Regions from separate parts of the Homo sapiens genome. Here region 1 is linked to region 2. A link is an interaction called in ENCODE POLR2A ChIA-PET data of the cell type or tissue named here. Cell type or tissue: endothelial cell of umbilical vein. All regions are shown on one strand. Each heading gives the region's core, and the rest is flanking DNA. Links, peaks and the distances in the headings are about the cores only.

The links. ChIA-PET counts read pairs that join two places held together with the same protein. Peaks named below come from ENCODE experiments on the same cell type or tissue, not always from the same donor. Only the 100,000 strongest peaks of a DNase experiment are listed, where the experiment ranks them.
Region 1: POLR2A ChIA-PET joins it to region 2 with 5 read pairs; 2 of 35 experiments call an interaction of 5 or more read pairs at or near these places.

Annotation. Positions count from the first base shown.
Region 1 is chr10:32,980,168-32,996,799 of GRCh38, forward strand. It overlaps ITGB1-DT (ITGB1 divergent transcript), which reads left to right and starts at 2,384. Exons shown (of 3, transcript NR_184020.1): 1 at 2,384-2,518; 2 at 5,456-5,590. RefSeq lists enhancers at 85-647, 406-455, 506-595, 648-1,210, 15,208-15,708. In endothelial cell of umbilical vein, for the core only: no CTCF peak of the experiment used is centred there; no DNase peak of the experiment used is centred there.
Region 2 is chr10:33,298,143-33,314,774 of GRCh38, forward strand. The region is part of intron 2 of NRP1 (neuropilin 1); the gene reads right to left. Among named protein-coding and RNA genes, the nearest start is that of NRP1, 28 kb to the right of the region's middle. In endothelial cell of umbilical vein, for the core only: no CTCF peak of the experiment used is centred there; DNase peaks (open chromatin) are centred at 8,189 and 8,879.

The sequences.
Region 1 (16,632 bases), core at 7,040-11,039, 320 kb before region 2:
AAAATTAAAAAAGAATATAAGTTTCAGAAAGCAAGAATATTTGCTTGTTTTGTTCCACAATGCCTAAAACGGTGTCTAGTGCTTAGTAGGTAGTCAATGTATCTGTTGAATAAATGCATCTTATTGGATAACTCAGTCAGAGCAATGCATTCTTCTTTGAATTGGATTTAAGTTTGCCTTTTTAAAAATGTATCTTTTTTAGAAAATTAACGTTTGCTCTTTCTCTGCTAAGAAAAATCAGCTTTACTACACTGGAGGTGGGACCGAGGGAAGGAAACAAAGGCATTCTGTATTCACCTGCATGAAGCAGAAAAGCCAGCCCGAAGCTACTGGCTGAGCTTCTGCCCTAGGTGCGTCTCCTGCGTGCAGCGTTGCTGCAAGGCCTGGCAGCTTCTAGGAGCCTACACCTCTGTCATCGCCTTCGGGGAGGGATAGGGCTAGGAGCTCTGTGCGGAACCGCGTCCAGCCGCCGACTCACTGACACATCACAATGAGTCACGTGCTCTGTGCACCGGGCGGATTTGTCAGATCCGCTGCTGCATCACGGCTCGGCAGGGCTCTCTGGGTTCTCAGTGCCCTCCTAGGTCTGCAATGCAGTGCGGGAGAGGAGGAATATGGGCTTGTGGGGGCAGGGGCAGCGCCCGGACTCCTCCCGGGGCAGGACTCCCAGAAACGCAGGAAGCGATGACGCTGCTCAGATAAACCCTGGCGCTCTGCGCTGGCGTCCTGGTCAGGAGCTCCTCTGCCACGGACGCGCCTGCCGTTTCTGCCTTCGTTATCTATTTACTGACCTCTCATCTCCCCAGAAGATGTTCTCAGTTCTCAGCAGTCAGTGCTTCTCCTCCAGCTTCACTGACCTTTCTATGGGGGTAATAAACTAAAGAAAGAAGTCGATGTTTGAGTAGATAAAATGTGTTATGCCAGTGCCCTGGGAATCCGATACAGCTGGCCCAGGAGGGGCCTGGGGTTCTGCTTTGTTTTGTCTTCAGATAGTGTCTAGCTCTCTTGTCAGGCTGGAGTGCAGTGGCGAGCCTAGCTCACTGCAGCCTCTACCTCCCCGGCTCTAGTGATCTTCCTGCCTCAGCCTCCCGATTAGCTGCAACTACAGGTGCCTGCCACTGCGCCCGGAAATATTTCTTACAGGGGTCTTGCTGTGTTGCCCAGGCTGGTCTCAAACTCTTGGACTCCGGGGATCCTCCCACATCGGCCTACAGAGTAGCTGGGATTACAGATGTGCCACCGTGCCCAGCTATGTCTATTCTTGAAGGCTGTCCATGTCATTTCCATGGGCAGCCAGGTTTCCCTGTCACCAGACTAGATGATTTCCAAGAGCCCTTCCCACTCTAAAATTCTATGAACAATGATATTTTTTTCCCAACCTAGTCCCTTTGAGCCAAGAAAGGAACTCATTTATTGTATTAATTTAGACAAACCTACAAAGGTAGAAAGATTCTTATAATTTTATTTCCTTAAAAATGAAATGTTTATATGCTTGTTTTTAAAGCAGGGTCACCTGGGAAAGTACAGAGCTGTTTACACTTAAATTCCCATTTGTAAGGGGGATATTCTATCCCTCAACTTCCAAAGTGAACAAAGTCCTAATTCGGAGCCCATTGCTCTGCGGCCTCTCATGCCCTGGTAGGGCCAGGACCCCAGGGAATAGGATCTGGCCGCTGGGTCAGCAATGTTTGAAGGCTCCCATTTTATTTGCAGCCACAGCCAGCCAAGTTCACTGTGAGCAGCACTTCCTGCCTTGTTTGTGAGCTGCAGGCTGCATCAGGAAATAAAGTTTGTAAAATTACATTCTCTGGCTAAGCCTAGCCCTTTGTTGAAATAGCCACATTATCTATGACGACAGTGACAAGGCCAAAGGTGAGAAAATCTACATGAATTATTCTCTCAAAAGGATTCAGATAAGGGCAGAAAAGACCAGATGTTTCCTTTCTAAGTGACAAAGGGCTTGAGAATAAAAGGTAGGAAGAACAACTTGAAAGATTCACTTGGGCTTCTTTCTCACTACCTAAGAATATTACTAAGTTCCCTAAAAGCATTGCACCCCTGGATTCTAGTCTGTTTTATTTTTTTGAGATAGGGTCTTGCTCTGTCTCCTAGGCTGGAGTGCAGTGGCATGATCACAGCACACTGCTGCCTCGAACTCCTAGGTTCAAGTGATCCTCTCACCTTGGCCTCCCAAAATTCTGGGGGTACAAGCATGAGTCACCGTGCCTGGCCATCCCTGGATTCTAGATCTGGGCCTGGCACATAATAGATATTCAGTAAATATTAAACAGATGTATGAATCAGACAGTCCTGGTCGTCTACGTATCTTTATCTACTGAGAGTTTTGTGGGTTTTTTTGTTTATTTTTTTGAGACAGAATCTCACTCTGTAGTCACCCAGGCTGGAATGCAGTGGTGCGATCTTGGCTCACTGCAACCTCCACCTCCCAGATGCAAGCGATTCTTGTGCCTCAGCCTCCCGAGTAGCTGGGATTAAAGGCATGCGCCACCACGCCCAGGTAATTTTTGTATTTTTATTACAGACAGGGTTTTGCCATGTTGGTCAGACTGGTCTCGAACTCCTGGCCTTAAGTGATCTGCCTACTGAGAGCTAATTCAAGAAAAACTACTAAATTATAAGCTCCTGAAGGCAGAGATTGGGTCCTTATAGGACCTGGCAAAATTATCAGCAAAGGTTTCTTGAAATGAATTTGCCAAGAGCTCTTCTAGACAGGGGGAAAGTGAGGAGACATAAAAGCTAATAATAAAGATTGGAAAAGGACATATGTATGTATTGGACAAATCTAGCATTTCTTGAAAATTCATGTATTGATTCACTGATGACATATAAGCAAAGTTAAAGTCATCTTCAACCGTAAATGTTAATACTTATTCAGTAAGAGAAACAGCATGACTCAAGTCAATGGATTTAGGGACATTAATTTGGCAGTTTTAGGGCAAAATTCTAAGTGGTTGATGATAGTGAAAAATTGAATTGCCTTAAATGCCTAACAGTAGGGAACTTGTTAAATAAACTTGATGCTTTCATGCAATTATGTTTTCAGATAAAATCATGTTTTCAAAAACTATATATGGACATGGAGAAATTTAAATTTAAGTCAAAAAGATATGGTGGCAGAAACTGTTGACTTCCTACCCACACCACTTCCCTTCTCCTTCCTAACACCTCTTAATTTTGGTGGGCTTTCTATTCTCTGCACAGCAGTGTGCTTCAGGGGAGGCAGTCACCAGCCCTGCCCTGGGGAGTGAATCATCAGTGAGTGGTGAATGTGAATTCCCCTGGCTAGTGATCTTCTGAGTCCGGGGAGTATAATTCATTCCAGGCCAGTGAGGTGGATGAGAGTGGAGAGGCTTCTGGAAAAGCTTTCCTCTATCTTTAAAAGCAGGAAACAAAGTCATGCTTCCATTAAATGTTAGGAAAAGCTTCCCTCTATCTTTAAAAGCAGGAAACAAAGTCATGCTTCCATTAAATGTTAGACTCTACATGTGATAAAGCCACCATGCAGCCAGGCCTGAGGCTGAGCTGACAGGCCTGGGAATGTGGAAAAATGCAAAGGCCCCAGCTGATTGATCTGCTGATCTGTTGACTTATTAGCCTTGGAGGCTGCAGGTCAGTGACCAAGAGCCAGTTCAACAAACACCCACCCACTGCAAATCAGTTTCCACTACGGCTGATTTGCTGGATTTACTCGCTTCTTTTAACTATTTAGATATTGTTGACTGATTTTCATTTTGTCTTCATAAAAGCATTTAAGGAATATTAAAATTGTCTCAATTCTAGTTCCTTGTTGAGTAACTGAAGACTGACTTTTGATGAGTTGTCCAGCTAAATAACTCATCTTATTTCCAAACTTATTATGTGAGCTAATTTTTTCTTATAGTTTAAACCAATTGCATATTGAGTCCAGGTTTTCTCTTAATTACCACTAGAAGTATACTAATGGGATACATGTAGAATAAGAGAGAGAGAGAAATTGGGGGGAGGGGAGAGAGAGAAAGAATGAATTATTTCTGGGTTGTAGGATTGGGAATATAGCTGATTTATGCCTTTACTGTATATTCATCTTTGTATTTCTCTATTTTCTAAATTTTCTGTAATGAACATATATTGCTATTATGAACAAAGTGGAAAGTTGTTTGTTTTGAGACAGAGTCTTGCTCTGTTGCCCAGGCTGGAGTGCTGTTGCTCAACCTGGACTCACTGCAACCTCCACCTCCCTGGTTCAAGTGATTCTCATGCCTTAGCCTCCTGAGTAGCTGGGATTACGTGCGTGCCACCACACCCAGCTAATTTTTGTATTTTTAAGTAGAGACAGGATTTTGCCATGTTGCCCAGGCTGGTCTCAAACTCCTGGCCTCAAGGGATTCGTCCTCCTCAGCTTCCCAAAGTGCTGGGATTACAGGCGTGAGCCACGGTACCCAGCCCTGAAAGTTGTTCTTAAAAACTGGTTTGAGGGCTATAAAAGGTATGAGTGCTAATCTCAGAGGATTGTAGAATCATTGAGAATTGACATCTAGAGCTTAATAAAGTGGTGGCTGGGCTGGTGAGGCTACACAAACAAGGAGCAATTGAATCAATTCTAGAAGACTGAGTATGCGTAGGATGAGTAGGAAGAGGTGAGGCTTAGGACCTCTCGATCCATTGTTTGTGTTTGGTAGGGGAGGACTGAAAGGCCATATTTACAATATTTAGGCCAGGCTTGGTGGCTCATGCCTGTAATCCCACCACTTTGGGAGGCCAAGGTGGGCAGATCACGAGGTCAGGAGTTCGGGACCAGCCTGACCAACATGGCAAATCCCCGTATCCACTAAAATATAAAAAATTAGCCAGGCGTGGTGGCGGATGCCTGTAATCCCAGCTACTCGGGAGGCTGAGGCAGGAGAATTGCTTGAACATGGGAGGCGGAGGTTGCAGTGAGCCAAGATCGCACCATTGCACTCCAGCCTGGGCAATGAGAGCAAGACTGTATCACAAAAAAAAAAAAAAAAAAGCCACAATATTTATTGTCTCTTCCATGCATGATGCTTTACAAATACGTCATCTCCTTTCATCATCACAATTGTGAAAGTAGGTAGTATTATCTTCATTTTGTAGAGGTAAGAAGTGAAGCTCAAACGTGCACAGAAGTAATAAATATTGGACCTGTGATTTTAATGTACAGCTGGCATTAAATGTCGTGTGCAACACCTCTCACAGATGAGCTTACTGGAAGTGAAAATCAGAACATCAGAGCCAAAGAAAGGATTCTGACAAAAAGCTGTTGTGATTGTAAGTGACAGGAACCCAACTCGAAGTACTTAAGCAAAAATGGAAATTTATTGCCTTAGGTAGCTAGAAAGGAATGGAGTGAAACCAGCAAAAGGCTTGACTGTGCCTCGGGTGAAGGAAGGTGTAGACTGTACAAGAGGTATTGAAGCATCTTTTTCCACCTTAGGAGACAGCTTCCCAAGGCTGGAAAGAGGGGAGTGCGGAACATGCCTCCACCATACCACTGCCCACCTCCTGTGACCTCTGCAGCAAAACCTGAAGCCCCAAAGAGGCAGCTTCTCAAAGTAAAAGTGGAATGAAGGTCAGGTTGGTCTAAAAACCCATCCAACAATTTGTGGAAAGGGTTTACATCATTTTGTTATTTGTATGTCATTGCTTTTTGCATCATATTGTTTGTCCTTACAAAACAAATCTGGACACAGCAAGTTGTTCATTCGCAGAGAAAGAAAGCTTACTCACACTTCCTGTCATCCAGCAGCAAAGAATACTGACCACAGAGTGACCTTTAAGTGTAAGGCTTTAATGAGTATTAGGCTGAATGCCTGTTTTCCAACCTGGTGCAAAATATTTATATTTTAGAAATTGTGATTTTTAACATTACTGCAAGAAAGAGGGGCTTCTATTTCCTTTTTCCTCTATTTAGTCCCTAGATTAAGAATTGGCAATTTTTTTCTACAAAGGACCAAATTGTAAATATCTTTGACTTTGCAAACCATGTGATCTCTGTTGCAACTGCTCAACTGCCTTTGTCTTGCAAAAGCAGCTGTGGATGATATGTATGCAAATAAACATGGCTGTGTTCCAATAAAACTTTATTTTCAAAAACGGGAAGTCAGCCAGATTTTGTTCGCAGGTCTTGGTTTGCCCTAGATCACTGTTTTTTCCCCCCGAGTTTAAAATCATCATTTTTTTGTTGGTTTTAAACCCATGCCAGAGCAAGAGAACTTCACAATTTTCTATGGGTATACTGTGTTTTAGTTATTTGGATGATTGTCCAAAGAATCAGTCCACAATAGGAATTATTGTTACCTGTTTTGTGTTTCCGTTGGTTCCAGAGAGGAATAATCTTATCAAGTCATGTAGGTTAAAAAATTAAAATTAGTAAAACTATAGCAATAGAAAAATAAATTTAATGTTTTTAAACCTTGCATTTAAAAGGTAAATTTGGCGGGGGGCGGTGACTCACACCTGTAATCCCAGCATTTTGGGAGGCTGAGGCTGCTGGATCGCTTGAGCCCAGGAGTTCACGACCAGCCTGCACAACATGGCAATACCCCATCTCTACAAAAAAATACAAAAATTAGCTGAGCATGGTGGCGCACACCTGTAACTACCTTGAGGGGCTGAGGTGGGAGGACCCCTTGAGCCTGGGAAGTCAAGGCTGCAGTGAGCCGAGATGGTGCCACTGTACTCCAGCCTGGGTGGTAGGGTGAGACCTTGTCTCAAAAATAAATAAATAAATAAAATAAACGGTAAATTTGATTAAGAAAAAGAAAGATGCAAAGTGAACTGTGAGTAGATGGAGGGATCATAAATTTGGGGGACCAATAAATATTTTCCTCACTGTGGTGGGGAAATTGATAGGTGAAATAATAGAGTAGCTGTTATTTTAAGTCTGTAGGAATTTTTGCCCAATGACAAATGTGGAATTCAAAACCCGTTTATAGGTTGTGCCTGACTAGTTTTCTTTTTCTTTTCTGATTAATAACAATGTATTATTATATGTTTAAAAAATCTGGACTTACATAGCATCTTAATAATTGCTCATATACAGCATTAAATGCACAGCTGTCTTATTTAAACTTAAAAAGAAACTCCATTTTGGTGATAGCTATTATCATCTCTTATAGCATGACCAAAAAGCATCCTCAGAAATATAAGCCTACCTCACATGTACATGGTAACCTTGGAAATTAGGGTGTGTCGGCATTATTATTCTTACTTTCAGATATAAAACAGCATGGAGACTGATTTTTCCCAGGTCATATGTCTAGTGACCTGCAGATTTTTGGACCCCAAGTCCACATTCTTATACTACACCACAGTTACCAAATTGCCTTTGTTGACATGTAGACTTTTCAATTTGCAATTGCTTTACACATTTAAAAAAATTGTGAATAAAAGAACAAACTATTTCAGTTTTCAGTTGCAACTTACAGAACAATTAAATCATAACAAAAACATAGTATGTGTTTTGGGTGTATCACTTAAATGAGTAGAATAAAGGGATAGAAATCAATATGTATGTGGACTTGTTCTTCTTTTCTTTTTCTTTCTTTTTTTTTTTTTTTTAAATTTGAGATAGGGTCTTGCTCTGTCACCCAGGCTGGAGTGTAGTGGTGCCATCACTGCTCACTGCAGCCTCAACCTCCCAGCCTCAAGTGATCCTCCCACCTCAGCCTCTGGAGTAGCTAAGGACTACAGGCACGTATGCGACCACGCCTTGCTAATTTTTTTTGTATTTCTTGTAGAGTCGGGGTTTCACCATGTTGCCCGGCCTGGTCTCGAACTCCTGGCCTCAAGTCTCTCTGGCTCAGCCTTCCAAAGTGCCAGGATAACAGGCGTGAACCACGACACCCAGCTTGCTTTGTGTACTTCTAGGGGCTCAGGTGAACCACATGAGTTCCTGGATGTGCTTCCATGTTTCACAGTGAATTCATGTTTTTGGTCCAATCATGACCATTTAGACTGTTTAAGAAGGCTGTGTACCAGCTTTAATATTGTATTTTATGATATTAGTGATCCCTGAATTTTATTTGAAAAAATATTATTTTACTGAGTGATTTAGTAGGCTTGATCATTTTCCTTGCAGCTTTCATATTTTGTGACACACTGATTTAAGAATCAAGTCTATATCTGAATGTGAAAAATCTGCAATGAGGATAGCAAACAATTATATTGTTTTAATAGAAAAATTATTTGATAATTTCCATGTATTGATGATTTCAGTAGAATCTATTCTGCATTTAACCAACAATCAGTAGTTCCCAAGCTATTCCGTAGTTTTAGCTTTAACACATAGTACATGCTTAATAAACATTAGCTGAATGAATGAATGAATGAATGACTAAAGACTTTCAGGACCTGGAAGGGAGGATGTAAAGAACCCAGGGCCAAGTGTCATGCAAGCACTGGAGCATCTAGATCCCCTCCGGACACCAGCTTCCTTTCCCACAACCCAAATGTTCTTTTCCTTTTATGAATTTTCTTTAATCGTGACAAAATATATATAATATAAAATGTATCATTTTAACTGTTTGTAAATGTACAGTTTGGTGTTATTCAGTACATTCACATTGTTGCACAACCATCACCACCAACTATCTCCAGAGCTTTTTCTTCCTCCCCAACTGACATCCTGTACTCATTAATCAATAACTCTCCATTCACCCTCCCCCGAGGGAGACTATTCTTGTTATTCTCTGTCTTTTTTTTTTTTTTTTTAATAGCTGCCATTCTAAGGGTATGGCCTAATTAGTTTTTAACTGGGTGAGAAGATGAAGAAAAAAGAGCAAATGAGCATGAGAATCCAGTAACAACCAAGCAGAACCGTTCTACTTTTGTCTCTCTGAATGTGACACTCTAGGTACCTTGTATAAATGGAACGATACAACATTTCCCCTTCTGTGTCTGGCTGATTTCACTTGGCATAATGTCTTCAAGGTTTCATCAACATTGTAGCATGTGTAAGACTTTTAATTCCTATTTTTTTTTTTTTTTTTTGAGGCAGAGTCTCACTCCGTCACCCAGGCTGGAGTGCAGTGGCGCCATCTCGGCTCACCGCAACCTCCACCTCCTAAGTTCAAGGGATTCTCCTGCCTCAGCCTCCCGAGTAGCTGGGATTGCAGGTTCCCACCACCATGCCTGGCTAATTTTTGTATTTTTAGTGGAGATGGGGTTTCACCATGTTTGCCAGTCTGGTCTCAAACTCCTGGCCTCAAGTAACCCACCCACCTTGGCCTCCCAAAGTGCTGGGATTATAGGCGTGAGCCACCATGCCTGGTCCTTCATTCCTTTCTAAAGCTGAATGACACCCCACTATGTGCCATTGCATGTATGTACCACATTTTGCTTATCCATTAATCCATCAGTGGACATTTGGGTTGTCTCCACCTTTTGGCTATTGTGAATGATGCTGCTATGAACATGGATGTAGAAATATCTGCTTGAACCCCTGCTTTCAATTCTTTTGGGAATATACCCAGAAGTGCCATTGCTGGATCTATGATAATTCTGTTTAACTTTCTGAAGAACTGCCATACTGTTTTTTTGTTTGTTTTGTTTTTGTTTCTTGAGACAGAGTCTGGCTCTGTCGCCCAGGCTGGAGTGCAGTGGCGCCATCTCAGCTCACTGCAACCTCTGTCTCCCACGTACAAATGATTTTCCTGCCTCAGCCTCCCCAGTAGCTGGGACTACAGGCGCGCTTCACCTCACCCAGATAATTTTTGTAGTTTTAGTAGAGACGGGGTTTCACCATGTTGCCCAAGTTGGTCTTGATCTCCTGGGGTCAAGCCATCCACCTGCTTTGGCCTCTCAAAATGCTGATATTACAGGTGTGAGCCACCATGCCCAGCCTGCCATATGTTTTTGTTGTTGTTGTTGTTGTTGTTTACTGTGGCTGCTGTTGTTTACATTTTCACCAGTAATGCGCAGGGGTACTGATTTCTCTACATCCTCATCAACACTTGCTATTCTCTGTTTTGTTTGTTTTTTTTCTTAAGAGTTGCCATTCTAAGGGTATGACCTAATTAGTTTTTAACTGGGTGAGAAGATGAAGAAAAAAGAGAGCAAATGAGCATGAGAATCCAGTAACAACCAAGCAGAACTAAAGACTCAAGACTTTCTATAAGCAGCCATGGACTATCCCTTTGCCTTGGCCTGTTATGGTTATTTCTGAAGCAGTGAGATCTCAATACACTAATAAGAAAACAGAGGCACACACCAGTTATGTTTTATGTCAACTAGGTTATGACTTCAAACTGTTATTCTCTGGAGTCATAAATAGAGCCTTTGGGTGAAACGACCTTATAAAAAGTCTTTTGGATACAATGTTAACTATTTTTTTGCATAGAATCCAGGATCACTTCCCAAATCCCTCTCCTTCACAAAGCATACTCTTTCTGAATATATATAGCAATTTATATATAATTCCAAATATATATGGCAGTTTAAGAACATACAATAAGGTCAAAGAATTCAGAAAAAAATAGAGGAAACTTAAGCATTTAGATCAGGATTATCACATGTGTGAATTGATATTACTTTATACTATTTTTCTCCAAAATCAGTGGAAACTCCCCAATTCCAGCATTTGTTAAGAGTCCAGTATTTAATCATTCCTTAAGTGCTCCCTTCCACTGCCCTCCCTGACACCTAAGCACACCCTTGGGTTCCCATGTCCTCAAAGTGCCATCTGCCTGACTACCACACCTGAGAGAGAACAGTACTCATATCAGAACAATTTAACCTTGCTATTGTTTCTCACTGACAAATGGAGTTTTGCTGCATATTTGTCATCCTCTGGCAACAGATGGTGCTGGTCTACTTCACAGCAATTCTGCTCCATCCTGGTGCCCTCATAATCCTCCTATAGGGAACAAGCTCAGCTGTGTGTGCTCCCAGCTCAAGTTCTCTCTTCAGTGAATACAACCATGCTCAGCAATTGCTCCCAGGACATAGACACTATACCCATCAGAATAGCTGCATTTGGAGGAACTTTTATAATAGCATCAGTTTTGTGCTAGTCCAAACCAGCTCTCTTCCACAAATTCTGGGGACTGGGCTTTAGTCTTGGTTACCAGTTTGGACACCCATTTCCTCAAGATAATTTTTGAAATAGACTTTATTTTTTAGAGCAGTTTTAAGTTCATAGCAAAATCAAGCAGAAAGTAGAGAGTTCCCATCTAGTGGTATACAGAATAGTTTACTGCTCCCAGAATCTTTCTATGTGCTGCCTATTCTTTCTCCCTCCCCACTATCTGCTGATCTTTTTATCTCTTTATAGTTCTGCCTTTCCTAGAATGTTGTGAAATTGCAATTATACAGTATTTAGCTTTTTTCGACTGGCTGCCTTCACTTAACATATGCATTTAAGTTTCTTCCCTGTCTTTGTTTCTTGAAACAGGATCTTGCTCTGTCACCCAGGCTGGAGTGTAGTGGCATGCTCTTGGCTCACTGCAACCTCCACCTCCTGGGTTCAAGCAATTCTCCTTCCTCAGCCTCCTGAGTAGCTGGGACTACAGGCGTGCACCACAACGCCTGGCTAATTTTTGTATTTTTAGTAGAGATGGGGTTTCACCATGTTGGCCAGGCTGGTCTTGAACTCCTGGCCTCAAGTGATTCACCCATCTCATCTTCCCAAAGTGCTGTGATTACAGGCATGAGCCACTGCACCCAGCTTGATAACTCTTTTTTTTGGTGTTTGTGGACCTAAATTTTAAACTTATTTGGGTAAATTCCAAGGAGTGCAATTGCTGGAATGTATGGTAAGAGTATGTTTAGTTTTCTAAGAAACTTCCAAACTGTCTTCCAAAGCGGCTGTACCATTTTGTATTCCTACCAGCAAGGAATGAAAGTTCCTGCTGCTTCACATCCTTACCAGCATTTAGAGTTATCTGTATTCTGAGTTTTGGTCATTCTAATAAGTGTATATAATGGTATCTCACTATTGTTTTTGGCAATTGACTAACAAAATTTGATGTTAAGCATCTTTAATATGTTTATTGGCCTTCTACATATCTTTTACGGTGAGGTATCTATTTGGATCTTTTGCCTACTTTTTTAACTAAGTTGTCTATTAGTCCATTCTCACGTGCTAATAAAAACATACCCGACACTGGGTAATTTGTAAAGGAAAAAAGTTTAATTGACTCACAGTTCAGCATGGCTGGGGAGACCTCACAATCATGGCAGAAGGCGAAGGAGGAGCAAAGGCACATATTACATGGCGGCAGGCAAAAGGCACGTCTTACGTGGCAGCAGGCAGGAGAGTGTGTGCACAGAAACTCCCCTTTATAAAACCATTAGCTCTTGTGAGATTTATTCACTATCTTGAGAGCAGCACAGGAAAGACTTACTCCCATGATTCAATTACCTCCCACTGGGTCCCTCCCACAACATGTGGGAATTATGGGAGCTACAATTCAAGATAAGATTTGGGTGGGGACACAGCCAAACCATATCAGGTTGTTTGTTTTCTTATTGTTGAGTTCCAAGAGTTCCTTGTATACATATTTTGGATAGCAGTCCTTTATCAGATAGGTCTTTGCAATTACTTTTCTCCCAGTCTGTTGCTTGTCTTCTCTCTACAGTGTCTTTTCCAGAGCACCTCAGGATAATTTTATTTCTGGAAACTCACATTTCTTTTATGCCACTGGGCCTTAGTTTGGACCAAAATTACTCTGTTTTAAAATTCCTTCCCCAGAGACTGCATTCTTCTTAAGCAGATTGAACCACATCCTCCCTAATAACCAATTTTGAATAGTAGGGACTCAGGTCAACTCTACTTAGTCACAGAAGGCTCTGTTATACCCAAATCTGATGACATGCTGTCTAGACACCCACATTTGCCTGAAAGGGTCACACAGATGACCCATGACAGGAAAAACATCAGACTAAAAAAACTTCTTGGGGCCAGGCACAGTAGCTTATGCTTCTAATCCCAGTACATTGGGAGGCTGAGGCGGGCAGATTGCTTGAGGCCAGGAGTTCCAGACCAGCTTGGCCAACATGATAAAACCCTGTCTCTACTAAAAATACAAAAATTAGCTGAGCATGCTGGCGTGCACCTGTAGTCTCAGCTACTGGGGAGGCTGAGATAGAAGAATTGCTTGAGGCGGAGGTTGCAGTGAGCTGAGATTCTACCACTGCACTCCAGTCTGGGCAACAGAGTGAGACTTCATCTTAGAAAAACAAAACAAAACAAAACAAAAACCTTCTTGATTAAAATATATAGTTCTAAAACTATTCTGTAGGACACTGTAATGATGGATATATATAATTATGCATTTGGCGAAACTTACAGAATGCATAACACAAGGAGTGAATCCTAAAGTCAACTATGGACTTTAATAATAATAATGTATCAATATTGGCTCATTAATTATAACAAATGCATCATACTAATTCAAGATGCTAGTAATAGGGAAAATTATGGATGTGTATGTGTGTGTAGTGGGTATATGGGAACGCTCTTTACTCTGTGACCAATTTTTCTGTTAATCTATAACTGTTCTAAAAAAATTCTATTAATTAAAATAAATACACTGCCTCAAATATATGTTTTATTTATATATCAATTTGGTTCATTTGTTTGAAGAACATTTTGCAATGGTGAAAACAACCATTAAGGTACTATCTTACATTTAATAAATGCTGATCAATTCATTAAGGTGAAAGTTTAATTATTTGAGCAATTAAATGTGGTATCTTTTTTTTTTTTTTTGAGACACTTGCTTTGAGTCTTGCTTTCTTTTTTGAGACACTTGCTTTGTCTCCCAGGCTGGGGTGCAGTGGCTTAATCCCGGCATACTGCAACCTCCGCCTCCTGGGTTCAAGTGATTCTCCTGCCTCAGCCTCCTGAGTAGCTGGGATTACAGGCATGCGCCACCACACCTGGCTAATTTTTGTATTTTTAGTAGAGACAGGGTTTCACCATGTTGGCCAGGCTGGTCTCGAACTCCTGATCTCATGATCCACCCACCTCAACCTCCCAAAGTGCTGAGATTACAGACTTGAGCCACCGCGCCCAGCCTAAATGTGGTATCTTAAACATACACCTTTGATATTCTGCCTCCCCACCATCCCCCTCCCCTACCAGTTCTTTATTAAAGCAACTCAACAAACATAGAAGGAGAAATTCTATCTGCCCTCCCCCACTAGTTCTTTATTAAAGCAACTCAACAAACATAGAAGGAGAAATTCTATCTGCCACTGGAAACTAAAAGGTATTCTTATACTTCTGAGATTGTGGAAGGCAAAATTCTTTTTTTTTTTTTTTAATTTAACTTTTAAGTCCAGGGGTACATGAGCAGGTTTGTTATATAGATAAACTTTGTGTCATAGGGGTTTGTTTTACAGATTATTTCATCACCCAGGTAGTATCCATTAGTTATTTTTCCTGATCCTCTACCTCCTCCCACTCTCCACCCTCTGATAGGCTCCAGTGTGTATTGTCACCCTCTATGTGTCCATGTGTTCTCATTTAGTTCCTACTTATAAGTGACAACATGCAGTATTTGGTTTTATGGTCCTGCATTAGTTTGCTAAGGATGATGGCCTCCAGCTCCATCCATGTTCCTGCAAAGGATATTATCTCATTCTTTTTTATGGCTGCATAGTATTCCACGATGTATATATACCACATTTTCTTTATCCAGTCTACCATTGATGTGCATTTAGGTTGATTCCATGTCTTTGCTGTTGTGAATAGGCCTGTGGTGAACATATGCATGCATGTGTTTTATGATGGGATGGTTTATAATCCTTTGGGAATACACCCAGTAATGGGATTGCTGGGTTGAAAGGTATTTCTGTTTTTAGGTCTTTGAGGAATCGCCACACTGTCTTCCACAATGGTTGAACTAATTTACACTCTCATCAACAGTGTACAAGCGTGGAAGGCAAAATTCTAAGCGGGTCCCAACTCCCAACCCCAGATGTACATAGCTTATTTGTGGAGGAAATGCGGGAGTGTGGAGGGAATCTTTGACTATCACGGGATAATTGCTCCATTAATTAGACTGCATCATGTGGCACATGGTGGTGGCATAATCACTCCCTTCATTGCATCACATTTTATGAGACTCCCATGGAGCAGATTGGAAGAAAGTTAGAAGTCAGAGATTTGCTTCTGCTGACCTGGAAAAGAGCAAATGAACTGCCTTTGAAGGCCATGTGGCAAGAGACTGCAAGTGGCCTTTAAGAACTGAGGGTAGTTCCTAGCAAGAACACAGGGATCTCGGTCATACAGTCGCAAGGAAGTGAATTCTGCCAGACACCCAAATGAGCTTGGAAGAGGACCTGGAGCTCCATATGAGAACTGTAGCTACGGCCAACACTGATTGTAGCCTTGCAGGGGATCCAGCTGTACCTGGACTCCTGGACCGTGGGAACCATGAGATAACAAATGCGTGCTGATTTAAGCCATTAAGTTGTGGTACTTTGTTACACAGCAAGAGAAAATGAATACAGAGGGTGTAGAGTGGAAATCACATTACAGGAAAGACCATGTGCTCTTGCTCACCTTTCCTGGGGAAGCCCGTGGACTCCGTGGTCAGAAGCCTTGTTTGAGGGGGTCCTCTCACTGCCCCAAATCTCCTCAGGCAGTCAGAGGAGCAGATTCAGTGAGACTTGTCACTCTGACCCACTGCTGCCTGCCTTGATGGAGAGGAATTAGCACAACCGGAAGAGGAGCCCTGTTCACCTGCTGTGTGTCCTCAGCCCTAGCCCCGCTGAGAAAAAGCTCAAGCCCTCTTGTTTATCAACTCTCAGACCATTTCCTTTGGGGAAATCCCAGAGCCAGAGCTCTGCAAGAACTTAAGAAACTTGTTCCAGCTAATAATACTAAATAAGCTAGACAATAATAACAAACCACAGATGGGTAGAACCGTCTGGTGAAAAGGAGGGCACCAGATTGACCACTTAGAACAAATGAACCTTTCTGAAACAGGAACCAGGAGAGAGTTTAGAAGAAATATTCTAATTCAGATTCACAATGGTTGGAGAGATCACTTTTAAAAATGTCTTTCATGAAAAAGAAATACTCTGAAATAATTCTTTGGAAAAAAACTTAAACCATAATTTTCAAAATATAAATCTAAATAACAACAGTGAATAATATAATAGACAATTCCAAACACTGAATGATATTGACAGAATGTGCACATAAGAGAGAGGTCATGAGAAAGGATAAGTATCTTGGAGAACAGATTTGGAAGTCCAATCTAAAAATAACGGGAGTTGTAAATGCAAGAAAAAAATGCAATGAAGAACAAACAATCAGTGAATAGTAGAAAATACTTCCCCAGAGCTGAAAAAAGGGCTGTGTCTGCAGATTGAAAAAGTTCACCAATTTATGATGGCCTTATTTTTCAAAAGCCCATTTCTAATGTTAAGAACTGTGAAGGCTCTGAGACTTAACCATAGTGGCAAGTTAACAAAGCAAAGGAGTCTAACTCACCATCCTAGATATTCAGGGATTCAGAAGTAAATGTATAGCAATGATGTGCACTTTTTGGATAATTACTTGTGAAAATACTCTAGTTAAATAAAAACAGAGTAAAAATGACAAAAAAGAAAAAACCCACAATATACAGGAGAGTAGTAACTAGTAAAACTTCAATG
Region 2 (16,632 bases), core at 7,351-11,350:
CAAGAAAGCATATATTTTCAACACTCGTCCCAGGAACAGTGTGTGAAAGTGACATTAAACTTATTTCTACACTGGGTGACTAGTGACTCCCTGCTGGGTAATCAGGTAGACCTCTGTCATCTCTGCTTCACTGGGGTTTACTGCCAGGGCGTAGAGAGTCTCATCTCATGGATCGGAAGAATGGGCTGTACACACAGACAGCTCTCACCCTCCTGTTCTGGCGCTGGGCTATTCTTCACGGCCACTCTTTACACTGAGAAACACCTCATGAATTTTCAGCCTGGAAGACGATGGGCCCATTTAATGTTCTAACCATATAGAGTGCCTGAATTCCCAAGATCTCCAACTGCTTTTCACTTACTACCCTGGAAAGAACCCCAGTAGCATCCGTTATGAAGACAAGAACTCCGCAAATCTCCTCCTTGCTGGCTGGGGAGCAGGAGGTCTCATAATTCTGTATCTGGCCAGGCATCGTCCTTGGCTGCATGTTGGTTTTGGCATCAGAGGCAGCTGCCTCTAAGCCCTTGTTCTGCCATTTCAAGTTATGTATTCTTAGGCAGATCTTTTCATCTTTTTATACTTAGTTTCCTCCTTTGTAAGATGAGAAAGATAGTATCTTGCAGTGTACTTGTGGCGATTAAAGATTATATTTACACGCATACCACCAGGCACACCGTAGACACCACACGAATTCTAGCTGTCATATTCCAGGCCTAGGCTAGAATGTTGTCAGAATAAAAGTTTCATATTCTTCCCACTAATCAAAATACTCTCACCACCACCACTACTGCTATTACTACTTCTACCTACCATGCATTGAGCACTTATTTGTGCTGGGAACTTCACTAGGTACTTTGCTGCATAAGCTTGGTTTGTTTTATACTTTAAGGACCCCACAAGGTAGGCACTATTTTTAGCCCCACTTGGTCACTGAGATAAATGAGGCATGATGAGGTTACATTGCTCAAGGTCACAGAGGAAGTGTCTAACCCTGGCTCTGTCTGACCCAAAGTTACTGATCTGAAAACGATGCTACGCCTTTTCTAGAAAATGAGCCAAACCTGCACCCCACCCTACAAAGCAGTCCCTGCCCCCCTGACCCTGCCCCAATCCTTAGAACTACCTATCTTCTTTGTATTCATAGCTCTTCCAAGCAGGAGTCCATCAGCACTGCAGGCTGAGCACAACATACCAGCTTTTGGGTCAGACACCAGCTGCTGAAACAGGCCCTTCAATCTGTTGTACTCCCCAGAATTGCCTCTGATCCTTGCCTGACAACCATCCCAGGATTTCAGATCAAGATGTCTGAGGCAGGCCCACTTCTAGGTATTTTTTGAAAAAATTTGTTACAGGTGACAGGGCGTGGTGGCTCACACCTGTAATGCCAGCACTTTGAGAGGCTGAGGTGGGAGGATTGCTTGCGGCCAGGAGGTCAAGACCAGCCTGGGCAACATAGTGAGACCCCAGTCTCTACAAACAAATAAAATTTAAAAATCGGCTGGTTTTAGTGGCACGCACTTGTGGTCCCAGCTACTGAAGAGTCTGAAGCAGGAGGCTCCCTTGAGCCCAGGAGTTTGAGGCTGCAGTGAGCTATGATTGCATCACTGCTCTCCAGACTGCATGACAGAGAGAGACCCCGTCTCTAAAAAAAATAAACCAATTGCTACAGGTAATTGATTCTGATGACGATGCTTGCTTGAGAATCCTGGAGAGATCCTCGCTGCCTTGATAGAAGCTGGGGACTTTAGGGGGACCCTGAACTCCATCTGAACTCTTGGTTATTGACTGCTCTCTACTTCTCTAAAGAGACGGCTGTAAAAAATTGACTTAGAAAGCCACTCGAAAAAGTTCACACTCTGAACTGCCTGCTAACTCCCATTTCCTACCAAATCAAGATGAACACTTTGCTTGACTTTCACAATGTCTAGCATCTTCACAGTCCCCTGTATTCCTGTACAACCTGCTCCTTCTCTTTTCTTTGCTATCACGGGGACACCCTGTGTACATTTAGGCCTAGAGTTTTCTTCTAACCTTGGTGTCAAAGTGTTTCCAATCACCAACGAGCTTTCAAGGGGACAAGAAAGTTCCTTCTCTCCTATTTTCATTGGTCTTCTAACAGCAATAAAATTTCTACACACTTCAAGAGTGTCCACCTGGAAGGAGAAACATAGTGAAGGATGCAAATGTCCATCAACAAAGTGCATCTGTGTCAGAAAGAACTCAGGTACAAATCTGTCACTGCATCAGGTGGGAGCTCTAAGGCTCCACTTTGGACAGCGGCCAGGAGAGGATTTCCAAAGAGTTCGAGTTCCTCCCGCCCGGCCTGGACAGAATCAGGCAGGATTATCTGACAGGAGGATGCTGCAGTGGTTCCTGAGTGTGTGCACATCTCAACCCCCAATGCTGGTGGGAAAGGAAAATAAATCTTGGGGCGCCCAAATCACTAAGCTAAAGGGAAAGGTGAAGCTGGGAACTGCTCAGGGCAAACCTGCCTCCCATTGTATTCAAAGTCACCCCTCTGCTCACAGAGATAAATGCTTATTTGATTGCCTCCTTTGGAGAGGCTAGTCAGAAACTCAAAAGAATGCAACCATTTGTCTCTTATCTACCTTTGACCTGGAAGCCCCTCCCCTGCTTTGAGTTGTCCCGCCTTTACTTCGAGTTCTCCTGCCCTTTCCAGACTGAACCAATGTTCATCTTACATATGTTGATTGATGTCTCATGTCTCCCTAAAATGTATTAAAGCAAGCTGTGCCCTGACCACCTTGGGCACATGTCATCAGGACCTGTGTCATGGGCATGCATCCTCAACATTGGCGAAATAAACTTTCTAAATTAACTGAGACCTGTCTCAGATTTTTGGGGTTCATACTGGCTGCACCCCTTTCCATGGGGTTGCTGCCCCATTCTCTCCTCCATGGGAGCCGAACAAAGTCCAAATCAGGACGTTGCCACACAAAACAACACAAATGTTGTATTATTCAAATAGGAGAGAGGCTCGGTGCTGTCCTCATTTGGGTTATGCCTGCAGTCCAGAGGAGCAGAGTTTGGTGCATGGGGAGAACTGAATGTCGAGGGCTTGACAGCCTGTTCGCTTGGCTCCTCTGTCCTGAGATTACATTCAGGATTTTCTCTTTGGCCTGAAGTTAGGGAGGTAGGTGGAACAAGGGTGACCTTTGGAGTGGAATTTTCATAAAATAAATAAACTGGATGACAGCGTATAAAAGTTACAAACCTCTTTAGAATGCCATATGTGAGCAACTTGTAAACAGTCCATAAATATCACCTGCAGGGTGGAAGTCAAGGAGGCTGATGCAGAATTCTGTAGGAACACATTTTCTGCAACACTGAACCATCTGGTAACGACAATTTATTCTCTGGTTGGCATAGGAGTACAATGATAAAACATGTTACTACTGACTTCTGTCTGGAAAAAGACGATCACGGTCCACTGTGTTGTGTGGACATGGGGCCAGTGCGCGTGACTCTCAGCCACTCATATGCCCTGTGGTGGTGTCAGGAGAGGAATTAAAAAATTAAAGGGGTGTTTTTTGGACATCCCTACTCCACAAGCAGGATTTCAACAGCAAACAACACCAAGAAAAAAAAGTTTTTGGAGAAAAATTGTTCCTTTCATAATAATGCCACTTTTTGAGCGATTCGTTTTTTAAAAAGTTCACAAACATCTGTGTCATTCTTGGGGAATAAGTGTAGAAAGAACATATGGATAGCAACTTTACCCTTTATAAACATTGCTTATTTTCAATATCCCAATAATTAGTTCTAGAATAATGAATTCTGCAAAGGATAACAAGGTCTTTCCTAGGTTCTATTTCACATAGAGAATTTATAAAAAGAAAGAAAAAGAGAGCAAGAGACAGAGAGAGAGAGAAAGGAGTTTTGATTTTCCTCCAAATAGACTACTTAGTACAGAGTCTCTGTATAATAAAAAAAAATTTCCAATTTCTCCAAAGTGAAGAATAATGTAACAACGGAAACGCAACTGAAGGAGATGGGCTAATGGCTTTATTATAACAAACACACATACAAACTAGACGCATTTTAATGTCATTATCCCCTACCCCACCCAACACCAACCTTCTAACTGTGCTTTTAATCAAGAATTCCTTCTTATGTTGTTACTTCCTGCCCTTCTGGGTTCCTATGATATGCAGTTTCCATCCTGGTCTCATCCTGTTTGGCCCCTTTGCGTAAAAGCTAAGGATGGCTGGCCCACAGCCTACCAGGGCTTTCAAAGCCCCAGAAGTCTGTAAACAGGAAAGATTTCCTCTGAGGTTGTGGGCTCCTCCTTGATCAAAAGATGGCTATTGGATAAGAACTTCCCCTAAATTGCCAGCCACTCTTATTTTCCAGATGAGATCCTCTGTTGGAGGGTACATTACTAGGTATCTATGGCAGAGGTGACAGGCAATTTGCCAGGACTCCATGAAGTTGCAGGAGAAGTAAGTTGCAGCTGCTCTGCTGTTAATGAGGAGGTAGGGCTTGGAGAAACACAAAGATTCCTCTGAGCAATGGCCCTGGCAGGGGTCCCCTCCTGGTTAGCAGCCAGGGAGGGTGAGCGAAGCAAACATCAGTTCAGAATATGAAAGAGGGACAGAAGGACTGCATGAAGAGCCCCAGCAACCTTGAGGGTCTCAGAGGTTGGAAATAAGAATAATGACTTCCACCAAAAAAGTTTAGTTTTATCCCCATGGTTGGTAAGTGGCCTGTTTTTGAGAAATGGGAGGATAGTCAATGACTTCCTAGTTGGAGACATCATTCCATGTAAAAGGACTGCTTAGGTCTGTTTTTAGGGTCAACTTTAGAGTCACAGCTCATAATTTCAAAGTTGGGTACATCTTTGTCCAAGGCAGCGAATCTTTCCCCCGTGATTTCATTATGAGCTAACCAGTTCAGGCAAAAAGCTGTCCCTCAAGAGTCACTCAAGAATTTTGCATTTATTTCTAGTTAATCACACCTGTCTCTGAACCTTGCCATGGAAGAGTGAAGTGAGGGAGAGAACAAAGCTTTTCCTCTACCTTCTTTCTAAACTGGGTGAGTAGATCAAAGTGTACCAAAACAAACAAACAAACATTTTCGAAAGACCTTCTTTCCTGAATGCATCTTATCTTGGAACACATCCTTCTTTGTTAATTACCTGACAAGAAGAAAGGATGCTTTGAATTCTTATCGTAGATTTCTCTGCACCACTCAGAGGGCACTTAATAAATTATCTTCTTCCATTTACTATCTCATTATTTGGATAAACTTCATCTTTTGAAATAGATTATAAACTTTTCAATCCCAGGGGATTATAGCGTAGTTCTTCGCCCCTTCCTTCCATACTTTTTAGGTACGAGCATCGGTAAACAGTTTCGTATTTAAACTCTACTTTATTTCATTTCTAATTGACAATGACCTGGGCCTTACTTCATTGTAATAAGGAAACAAAATGATGAAGCCAGAACTTGCAGATGGCTGTTCTGTCTGTTTCAGTGTCTCGAAGTCAGAGGTTGGTGGTTAATGATAAGAAAGTAAATGTTAAATGTGCTTTTGCACATTTAGCAAACAGACTGAGAACCAACTTAGAAAACATTTTATTTACATTTTAGTTATAGCATTCACCTTCTTAAGATATAACATATCTGTTTGCAAGTCCTGACTCCCCACTTGACCGTGACCCCTTCAAGGACAATAAACAAGTCATTGTCCATCTTTCTATACCCGTGTAGTACTCACTATGATACTGGCATATGATATACACTGATATAAGCTCCAGTGTTTTCTCTGATTAACATCAAATAATATTGTCATGACAATGAGAAATAAGAAATGTAGGTTCTGATTTTTTCCCAAATCTTGAGAATCTGTTTTTCCTTCAAGCTATAAATTGGGGATTCAACCAAATCACATGAAGCAGCAAGTATTTCCTGTGTGGCACTTAGCTGTTCTGGGAAATAACTCAATGTCATTTGGTTAACACACACACCCAGGCCAAATAGTTGAAAATAACGGAAAGACATCATGGTAATTAGGTTAGGAGTTGACCCAAGACATGTTCTCATTAAAATTCTTTCTATTTCTGGTCTCCATTCCGTCTTCTTTCACTGATTGACTTTTCTTTCTTTGAATGAAATTCCCTCCCCCAGATGGACTATTTCACCACAGCAAAAAATTGAGAAAGCTAAGAAGACAATGGGGAGGAAAACCAATACTACCAAAAGGAAACCTCGGAGAGTTTTGCTTTCTGTGAGTTCTCTGTCAGTCAACCCTGTCCTGTTCTATAAGACCCTTCTCATAGACCCCTCTTTCAAGGGTTTTCAAAAAGGAAAGCCTATTTATTTACTTATTACCAATTATGACCTCACTGGTCTTCCCACTCTTTAGCACTAGGGCACCAGAACCCCAGTGTATGATGATGGTCCCCTAGCAGCCATTCCAATGACATTATTCAACTCAAACAGAGCTTTGCAATAAGCTGTGTCTTTCCTTATGTTCTCTGGGGGATGAAATGAGAATGACCCCATCTAAACAAAAGACCACATGGTTGGCATTCAACAGTCGACTCCTCCCCATTTATTTGTGGATCCAATTCAGTCTAGGTCTGAGGCTTTACAGAAATGCATGGCACTCCTCACAGATGGCATCTGGCCACCCCTTGAAAGCTTCTGGTGGAAGGGGAGCTCGCTGCTTTTCGAGGCAGTCTGTCACACGAGTAGAAATAGCGTAGAAACCCATATGTCTTGAGTCTAAGCAATGACATTCAAAAAGCAGAAGCATCCATGCAACCAGATTGACTTAAAGTAATGTAAACAGTCCAATCGATTCTTTGAAATTGAAGAATGACTTGCTGTAGAGCATTGTGCTCCATGATGGTGTGTTCTGCCAGCCTAGGCATGAGCACTTTGTGGTAGTACAATAAACTACTCCATAGCACATGGGGAGGAGAATGTGAATCAATGATTTAGTGTGATCTCATTGGTAACTCAGTGCTGAAGATCTGCTATCATATATTTAGGTGAATAACTATTCCAATGTGCTGGATGGCACTTTACAAACATATATAATCTACAAAAATGATTTAAAAAATTTTTGTGCACCTTTCAAGTCAAAATAGCTCAAGATATAATGTGGACATCCTAGGAAAATAATAATTGATGCATGTTGGAAACCTTTTCATGGTATATTAGGGCTATAATTTCTACCCATTGGTCCCTGTTCTGCCCTTAAGGATGACACAGCATAAGTTATAAACCCCTGAAGGTCTAGCTGCAAAATGGGTGCATGCACTCCCAAACACCAGATCGTGATTATGCATTACCTGGAAAAGTAAGAAGTAGGGAAAGCAATATGGCTGAAGACAAGTGTGTTCAGTGAGGGGATCGTTGTCTCGGGAATCCTGGGAACCAAGTTCTCACTGTGGACCCACTCACTGGGCAAGTCACTTCCTGCCTAAACTCCACTTTCTCTACCCATCAACTAGAGAGGTCAGATTCTCCGTTAGCTGCCAAACAGTACATGGGTAAAATTCTATAGGTTTAAAAAATCATATACCATGACTAAAAGTCTATGATAACGGGAACACAATTTTGGGATCTCTTTGTAAAAAAAAAAAAAAATCTGTTCTTTTTTTCTTTTTTCTTTGAGATAGAGTCTCACTGTGTTGCCCAGGCTGGAGTGCAATGGCATGATCTCAGCTCACTGCAACTTCCGCCTCCTGGGTTCAAGAGATTCTTCTGCCTCAGCCTCCCGAGTAGCTGGGACTACAGGCACATACCACCACGCCCGGCTAATTTTTGTATTTTTAGTAGAGATGGGGTTTCACCATGTTGGCCAGGCTGGTCTCGAACTCCTCACCTCGTGATCTGCCTGCCTCAGCCTCCCAAAGTGCTGGGATTACAGGCGTGCCACCGTGCCAGGCCAGTAAAAAATATTTCTAACCAAAATTTTCACTCCAGCTGTCATACATGTAGGGAAGTGATTGTTTATATTAATTTGCAAAGGCTAAATCCATTTTTCCCCCCAACTCTTTGTGACTTGCTTGGGCTAGCCTGCAAAAACACTTCTGTTCATGGCAGAGAGCTGTCTGCATCCAGCTGACATTGTTTCTCTGGCTTAAATAAAAGAGGCAGGACAATGAGTGTTAAACCACTGCCGGACTCTGATGTAGTGTTTACGAAGGCAGCTGCTTTTGCATTCTGCGGGTCAGAAGGGTGTGTGTGTGTGTGTGTGTGTGTGTGTGTGCACGCTCCTGCATCTATGTAAGATCTGAGAATCACTGAAAGCAGCTTCCTTCATCCTCTATTTTGACATAAAGATTCTGAATTCAAAGCACCTTCAGAAGCAACAAGAGATTAAGACAGGCCAGGCAACGACTTAATATGGTAAAACATATCTTATCCCTGTGGTCAGTTTACAATTTCCTTGACAGATAACTGCTAATTAAGACATATTATTTCAGAAATTATGGTTGATTTCCTTTGTTATTTACACTTTTGTTAAAGGTAGTCAATGATGTCTTTTAGCTGCTCAATAAAGGGTCACCTAAGGAAAAGCAACTGTATGCCTAACATCTGGGAAAAATATTCCCAATGGGGTAGGTTTCATGAGAACAAAGTTATTTCTCAGATGACTCTTTCCTTGCAGCTTCAAGCTTTGTTTTCCTAGGAATTGTGTAGAAATGCTGGAATTAATGAGTGATAGAGACTTTGATTGAATCAATATTGTGTGAAATTAACTTGCAAACATGGTTGTGATTACTTTTGTGGGAGTTGGACTGAATTTCTCAAGAAAGTACACAAAGAAAAGACTCAGGGCAGAGCTACAGCTGCCTGACAGAGGCAAACAGAAGCCTAACTTTATGGACTTTTCCATACTCTGCATATGTTGAAATGACAGGCTGATTCATAGCTTCCTTGCTTAGTTTCCAAATCGCTTTGCAACAAAAGCAGATTTACTCCCTTCCCAAGACTATAACTAGGATTCATGATCCCATAGGCTCAAATCTTCATAAAGGGAATTTTGCAAAGCATGCCTCCCAATTCTTGACAGTCACAATTCAAATATTTTCACAAAACAACAGGACTCTCAATTAAGACAGAGGTCAGCAAACTATGGCCTGTAGATCAAACCTATCTGACTGCTTGTTTTTGTAAATAAAGTTTTATTGGAACACAACCATGCTCATTCATTTGCCTATTGTCTATGGCTACTTTCACAGTATGACGGACGAGCTGAACAGTTGAGATTGAGGCTGTCTTGCATGCAAAGCCTAAAATATTTCCTATCTGGCCGTTTTCAGAAAGTGTGCCAATTCCTGATTTAAAATATCAATTTGTGCCATAAAAAAAAATCAATTTCTTTGAAAACATAGATATAGTTTTAAAGTAAACCTCCCCAACCTCCCCTACCTCCATGAATTATCTTCTAAAGCAAATTGGAGTATATATCAAGAGTCTTAATACTGGTTTTATTCTTTAGTTCAGCAACCACACTTCTAGAAATCTCTTCTAAAGAAATCCCTAAGCATACATCAAGATTTATGCATACAGATGTTCATTCCATCATAATTTATAATTATTTATAATCTTGAAAAATTGAAAATGTCCTAAATATTCTAGGCCATTTAGATAAAAATTATTTTAGAAAGATGTGATTTACCAAATGCTTGTTTTTAAAAATATTTAAAGAATTACCATTTGACCCAGTAATCTCATTACTGGGTATATACCCAAAGGAATATAAATCATTCTACCATAAAGACACATGCACACATATGTTCTTTATAGCACTATTAGCAATAGCAAATACATGGAATCAATCTACAAGCCCATCAATGGCAGACTGAATAAAGAAAATGTGGTGCATGTACACCACGGAATACTACGCAGCCATAAAAAAGAATGAGATCATGTCCTTTTCAGGAACATGGACGCAGCTGGAGGCCATCATCCTAAATGAACTAGTGCACGAACAGAAAATAAAATAGTGCATGTTCTCATTTATAAGTGGGAGCTAAACATTGAATACATATGGGCGCAAAGAACAACAGATAGCAGGGTCTACTTGAGGATGGAGGGTGGGAGGAGGGAAAGGATCAAAAAACTACCTATTGTGTACTGTGCTTATTACCCGAGTGACAAAATAATCTGTACACTAAACCCTTGTGACATGCAATTTACCAATATAACAAACCTGTACACGTACAGGTTTATATATAAAACAAAAGTTTTATATATATACATATATATGTATATAATATATATATTTAAGAGCCTAATATAATGTTTTACATGTAATTTCAAGAGAAAATGGTAGGATAAAAGCTGTCTATAGAAAATAATCTCATTATTCTTTTTTTTTGAGATGGAGTCTCACTCTGTCGCCCACGCTGGAGTTTAGTGGCGCGATCTCGGCTCACTGCAGCCTCTGCCTCCCGGGTTCAAGTGAGTCTCCTGCCTCAGCCTCTGGAGTAGCTGGGATTATGGGCATGCATCACTATGTCCAGCTAATTTTTTTGTACTTTTAGTAGAGATGGGGTGTCACTATGTTGGCCTGGCTGGTCTTGAACTCCTGACCTCAAATGATCTGCCTGACTTGGCCTCCCAAAGTGCTGGGATTACAGGTGTGAGCCACCATGCCTGGCCTCAATTTTTTTAAAAAATGCATATTTCTAAATGCAAAGAAAATAAGCAGAAAGAATATATGCCAAAAATATATATTTTAAAATTCATTTCAGATAATTTTGTGCTCAAGAAAAATAAATATACATGCCTTTTTGTTTAATTTATGAAAATGTTAGTCCCAAATAAAGTTCTTCTTAATTTATAGAAATGTTAGCCCCAAATAAAGTTAGTACCCATTTAAAAATGAGTATTAACCTATTTCCAAAACAGTCCACTTTTTAATGTAATAAAAATTAAATATTTTCTAAAATATTATTTTTATGAATCACATTATCTTTTCATAGATGGAGCAGAGATGGCAGTTTTGGGGCACTTGTGCTGCCACTTTTTCCTCTTGCCCACACTGAACACTGCAACCTATTAAGCCATTTCTTTCTAAGAAGTTTCTCAAATGTACTACAGATGGCCACTACTAATCAGTCAGAAGTATTAAGTGATATCAAACATATTTGCCCTCTGTGAGAGGGCTACATAAGTTTTCCAAGTTAATTCCACCCTTCCTCTTAAGACTACATGGTGAAATACATTTTTATCACCGTAGATCTTGATCATCTTGCTTCGAATGTCTTAGAATGTTCTGCGTGTATTTCTTTCAAATCCAAAGAAATGCGCGGTGTCTCTTCATATGCATTCAATGCTGAATGTCTGTGTTAGGATGTACTGCCCCAAGGGCTGGGTGAAGCTGCTGCCTCAAGGGTCCTGGTGAGCCTAGTTACTGTATCGCCCATGTCCACAATTTCCTGTATTTCTTTCTAGCACCTGACACTGTGAACAATGCTTCCGTTTTTGAAATGCTCACATCAGCAGCTTTCTGTAGCAAGACACTGTTGTAACTGGTACCTCTCTCATAACGCCTTCCCATTGTCCTTGGAACACCCTCTAACCTTAATCCATCCCATCAAGGGGGCTTTTTCTCGAGACATTTATTTCTTTTCTTTTTCTCCTTGCCCTTCTACGAAAAGTCAATTTCTACAGCTTTAGCCAACAAGTGATTCCCACATTTCTATGTCCAGCTTTGCCCAGTTTCCCGTTTCTCAAGTTCTTTTTTGCACATCTCTACCTGCAATGTTTAAAAGCCTCTCAAAATGTTCGAAATAGGACCTACTCTCTTGCTGTATTTGCCTTTTTTTTTTTTTTTGAGACGGAGTCTCGCTCTGTCGCCCAGGCTGGAGTGCAGTGGCGCGATCTCCGCTCACTGCAACCTCCGCCTCCCGGGTTCACGCCATTCTCCTGCCTCAGCCTCCTGAGTATCTGGGACTACAGACGCCCGCCACCACGCCCGGCTAATTTTTTTTGTATTTTTAGTAGAGACGGGGTTTCACCGTGTTAACCAGGATGGTCTTGATCTCCTGACCTCATGATCTGCCCGCCTCGGCCTCCGAAAGTGCTGGGATTACAGGCGTGAGCCACTGCGCCCGGCCTTTTTTTTTTTTTTTTTTTCGAGACAGAGTCTTGCTCTGTCGCCCAGGCTAGTGTGCAATGGCACCATCTCGGCTCACTGCAACCTCCGCCTCCCAGGTTCAAGCGATTCTCCTGCCTCAGCCTCCCGAGTAGCTGGGATTACAGGTGTGCACCACCACGCCTAGCTAATTTTTGCATTTTTAGTAGAGACGGGGTTTTACCATGATGGCCAGGCTGATTTTGAACTCCTGACCTCAAGTGATTCACTCGACTTGGCCTCCCAAAGTGCTAGGATTACAGGAGTGAGCCACCGCGCCCAGCTGCTTTATTTACTCTTAGTGTTACTAGTACCACTGTTCTTTCGGACCCAAAGATGGAAACATTTGTATCATCATTAACATCCTGGCCTCCATCTCCTCTCAAATTCTATCACTGGTGGAGTCCTTTCCATGTTTCCTTCAGGACGTACCTTTCTTTCTAATTTTACTGCCGCCAGTCACCTTCAGAGAGTGGCTGGGGTTCTTTCGTGGGAAGAAATAAGCGTGAAATGGAAAGACAAAGCATTCTACTAATGTATTTAGTTTTTAACATTTATTGGATAATTATTATTTTTAGACCCCGGCTTGGGATGTGGGGAAGAAAAGACGACCTACAGTTTCTATTTATTGTTTCTGTTCAATTTGTGCCACTTGAAGAGTCAGTAAAATGACGCCAAGACCATAAACCAATTCCAAAAAGTCAGAGCTGACTTGGTTCAGTCCCCTTTGAAGAGATAAGGCCTGTCATTCCAGAGTATGAGGCACAGCAGGCTGGTGAGTGTAAAGGGGTTGATTGGGACCTAGAATTATAGGCAAAGAAGACAAACATCTAAGTTAGAGCTAGCAGAGGGTGTCTAACATGGAGAATACGCATATGCTAGTCAAGTGTCCAGGGTCGGGGGATTGAGTGACCTTGGGAAACAAGAGTATTCCAGCTGATGGCTGAATCTCAGAGGGTCTAGGACCCCAGCAGAGGGTTACAAGTAGAGAGCACCAGCAACCAGGAACAAACCTGATCCTCAGCCAACAATTGCCTCTGCCAGATGTTTTTTATATGCGTCTTGTTTAGAGCATGATCTAGGTCCCAGGTGGGCCTGCCTTGGGGGCTGCAGATGAAGATAATGAGGTTCTGCAAGCTGGAAAGGCATGGAGGCCACTCGGAGAACAGCCCCTGAGTAGCAGGTCTCTTCTACTTGTCAGTGTCTTTCTAGAGAATAAATATCACAAGGGCAGAGAATGATGCCTGTTTTGTTCACTGATCTATCACTGTCTCTATCACTATCGCTATCAGCTGTCACAGTGATCGGCACATACTGGTTGGTCAATAAATATTTATTGAATGAATGAATGAATGTGGTAGTAAGCAACAAATGAAGTTTTCAGAAGAAGAATTCTGGTGTCCCAAGAAACAATGCTTGGGAAAGTGCCTGAATCTCCCTCAATTTCTGAGTTTGTAAGTTCTGAATTTATTACCACTTATATATATTTTTAAGCACATGTTGTGATGAATGTTTAACCATGACCTCATGTTCAACATCAATCTCAGGACTTGTATAATATTCCACATATAAACCAAACCCTAAAACAACATTGATAAGAAACAGGAACAGTTTAAGTCGCAAGGCCAGTCTCAGGAAAGGTGTAATGACAAAAATAATGGGAGTTGACAGTTCAAATCCTTTTTTTCTCATAACAGTGTTTAGAAATACTAGACATTTTCCAATGAATGCTGGGAATTAGCTGAATAACTTTAGAAGTTAGTCCTCTGTTGAGCACTTGCTTTAACAAAAATATGGCTCAGGAGGACCAAATGGAGGAGAAAAGTGCAATTAATATATTCACTCATTTTAGGTCCTGTTTACATTTGCATCTTGAAGGAATTGCATTTATTATTTTAATTATTTTTTAAATCAAGTTTCCTGTCTGTAATTGAATCATTAATAGGGCTCTTTAGTCTTTATTGGTGACAAACACATCTATGTTTAAATTGCTCAGAATTTTCTAGTCAGATGTGCTAAGGACACATTCAGAAAGAAAACAAGTTTAAAACACATCTGTGTCCTTGTTTAGCCTTTGAAAAGCTACTTTATCATTATACATTTTGGGCATTTCCTTTAAAAATGGGTCTGGTACAACTAAACCATTTCCCAAGGATGTGTGAATTAACCAGTGGTTACAAAGAGCTTCGAAATGATGATGGACTATCAGTGCTAAGTCAAATTATGAAATTGCACCTTTGCAAAAATGCTATTGTAGGAATAAATGAATCTGAACGTGGTATTTACAGTGTGATTTGCTTCTGAAATAGAATATTTCTAATGGGCCTCTGCAGGCAACAACAAAGTGCCATCTTATCTCCTGTTGATAGACCACAATTTCAGAAAATTATTTTTACAATGGCATCTGAATAAGCTCCTTAATTTGAGACTGTTTTCCAAATAGATACATAGCTTATTACTTTGCTTACGCTGCCTTTGAGACACAAAGAGTGAGGTGGGATTCATTAACAAAATCGCTGTTGTCATTCCTTTGTGGTTTTTTTTTCAAAGTAATTTCTCTTCTTTACAAGCTAATGTTAATGAGCTATGTTGAATAAAAAGATCAGGTAAAAGCTACTTTTGTGTTAGTGATCAAATCCGAGTTTGGGTTAATACTCAGGTTATCAATTGCACTTAAAGCACACCTCAAACTTGGTTTGCGGCTCCTGTAGTTTGAAGACCAAACCAATCACTCATGTATGGAATTTCTACTGACTGTGAATGTTATATTCAACAACAGCAGAACAATACATGTGTATTTCAGAAGACCACATTCTCAGTTCTTCTAAATAACTGATTAGATAAAATGCATCTGTTCATGGGTAAGACTAAGGTCTAGGTGAAAAAGTAGGCAATTCCTTAGAATAAATTTTGCCAAAACAAGGTCTAAAACGTCTGATACCACTTAGGGGTTGAAAACTGACATAAAACATGTGTCTCAGTGAAATATGAGTAGGAAGGAAGAGAAGGCTGTGTTGCAAAAGTCAAGGAGGGTCTGGGCTGGGCTGGAACAGCAGCTTGGATCTAGGGAAGAAGAAAGCAAAAAGTAGGGAGGGTCTTGCAAAGACCAAAGAAAGCCCCAGGGATCAGGACCAGCCTCAGCTGTCAGAAAAGACATCTCTGATTATTACACATTGTAGGCCTGTATCAAAATAGCTCATGTACCCCAGTAATGTATACATCTGCTACATACCCAAAAATTAAAAGTTAAAAAAAAAAGACATCTTTGTAATATGCTCTATGGCAGGAGGATTTTTTCTGGAGAATTAGAATCCTGTTACTTTAGAGACAAAAGTGCTTAAAGAGAAGAGCTTCATTCCTCTCATTTCACAGATGAAGAGACAAAGGCCCAGAAAGTCTCAATACTTGAGCTCACAGCTAATTAGAGCTCAAGTGATTCCTAGAACTCAGGATCACAATGAGTACCTGCGGGCATCACACATGAAGACCGCACCGTTAACTGAGCAAATTTCTTGAGAGAGCTACGGACATGGTCCACACAGGACGGGCACCAAGGAGACAAAGCTGAGGGCACAATCAAGAGAAGCTTCTGCCTCTGCCCCAGACAGTCTTTTGTCTTTCATCCCATGGAAATGGAAATGCAAACGTTTATTAGTTTATTACGTAAGTTCCTTCCTTCCTTCCTTCCTTCCCTCCCTCTCTCCCTCCTTTCTCTCTTTCCCTCCCTCCCTCCTTTCGTTTTCCTTCCTTCCTTCTCTCTCTCTCTTTCTCTCTCTCTTTCTTTCTTTCTATTCCTCCCTCCCTCCCTCCCTCCCTCCTCTCTCTCTCTCTATTTTCAGAGGTAGACTGTTGCACTGTGGCCCAGGCTAGAGTGCAGTGGTGTGATCATGGCTCACTGCAGCCTTGAACTCCTGGGGTTACCGTGATCCTTCCTCCACAGCCTCCCGAGTAACTAAGACTACGGGCGCATGGCACCATGCTTGGCTAATTTTTTAAAAGTTTTTATAGAGACGGTATTGCCCAGGCTGTTCTCAAACTCCTGGCCTCACGCCATCCTCCCATCTTGGTCTCCCAAAGTATTGGGATTACAGGCATGAGCCACTGTGTCCAGCGTCATGTAAATCATTCTTTTCTATGGTTGCAGACAAACTAGAGAGGTGAGAAGGAGGGAGTGCTTTCTGTTTGTTTCTAAAATAGACAGATAACAGAAACATTTGGAAATATTGCGGAAAACTAAGTGTAAGAGAGTAACATTGAAGAGCTAGTAAGAAAGATAAAACCAGCTGTGGAGGCTGGGTTTGCCTGTTGTAGGTGTCATCATACATCTACTACTTTGCCTCTTCCTCTTGGGCTGGCATGAACACATTGTGCCACACGCCTTAAGAAACACTTAGGAAACACTGGTATGGAGGGAGAGGGGAGAGCCCAGGCAGCAGTGGAATCCTCTCATTGCCCCCTCCAGAAACAAGCAGGCCTGGGCTAGTTCCTCCAAGTAGCATCTTTGTCTAG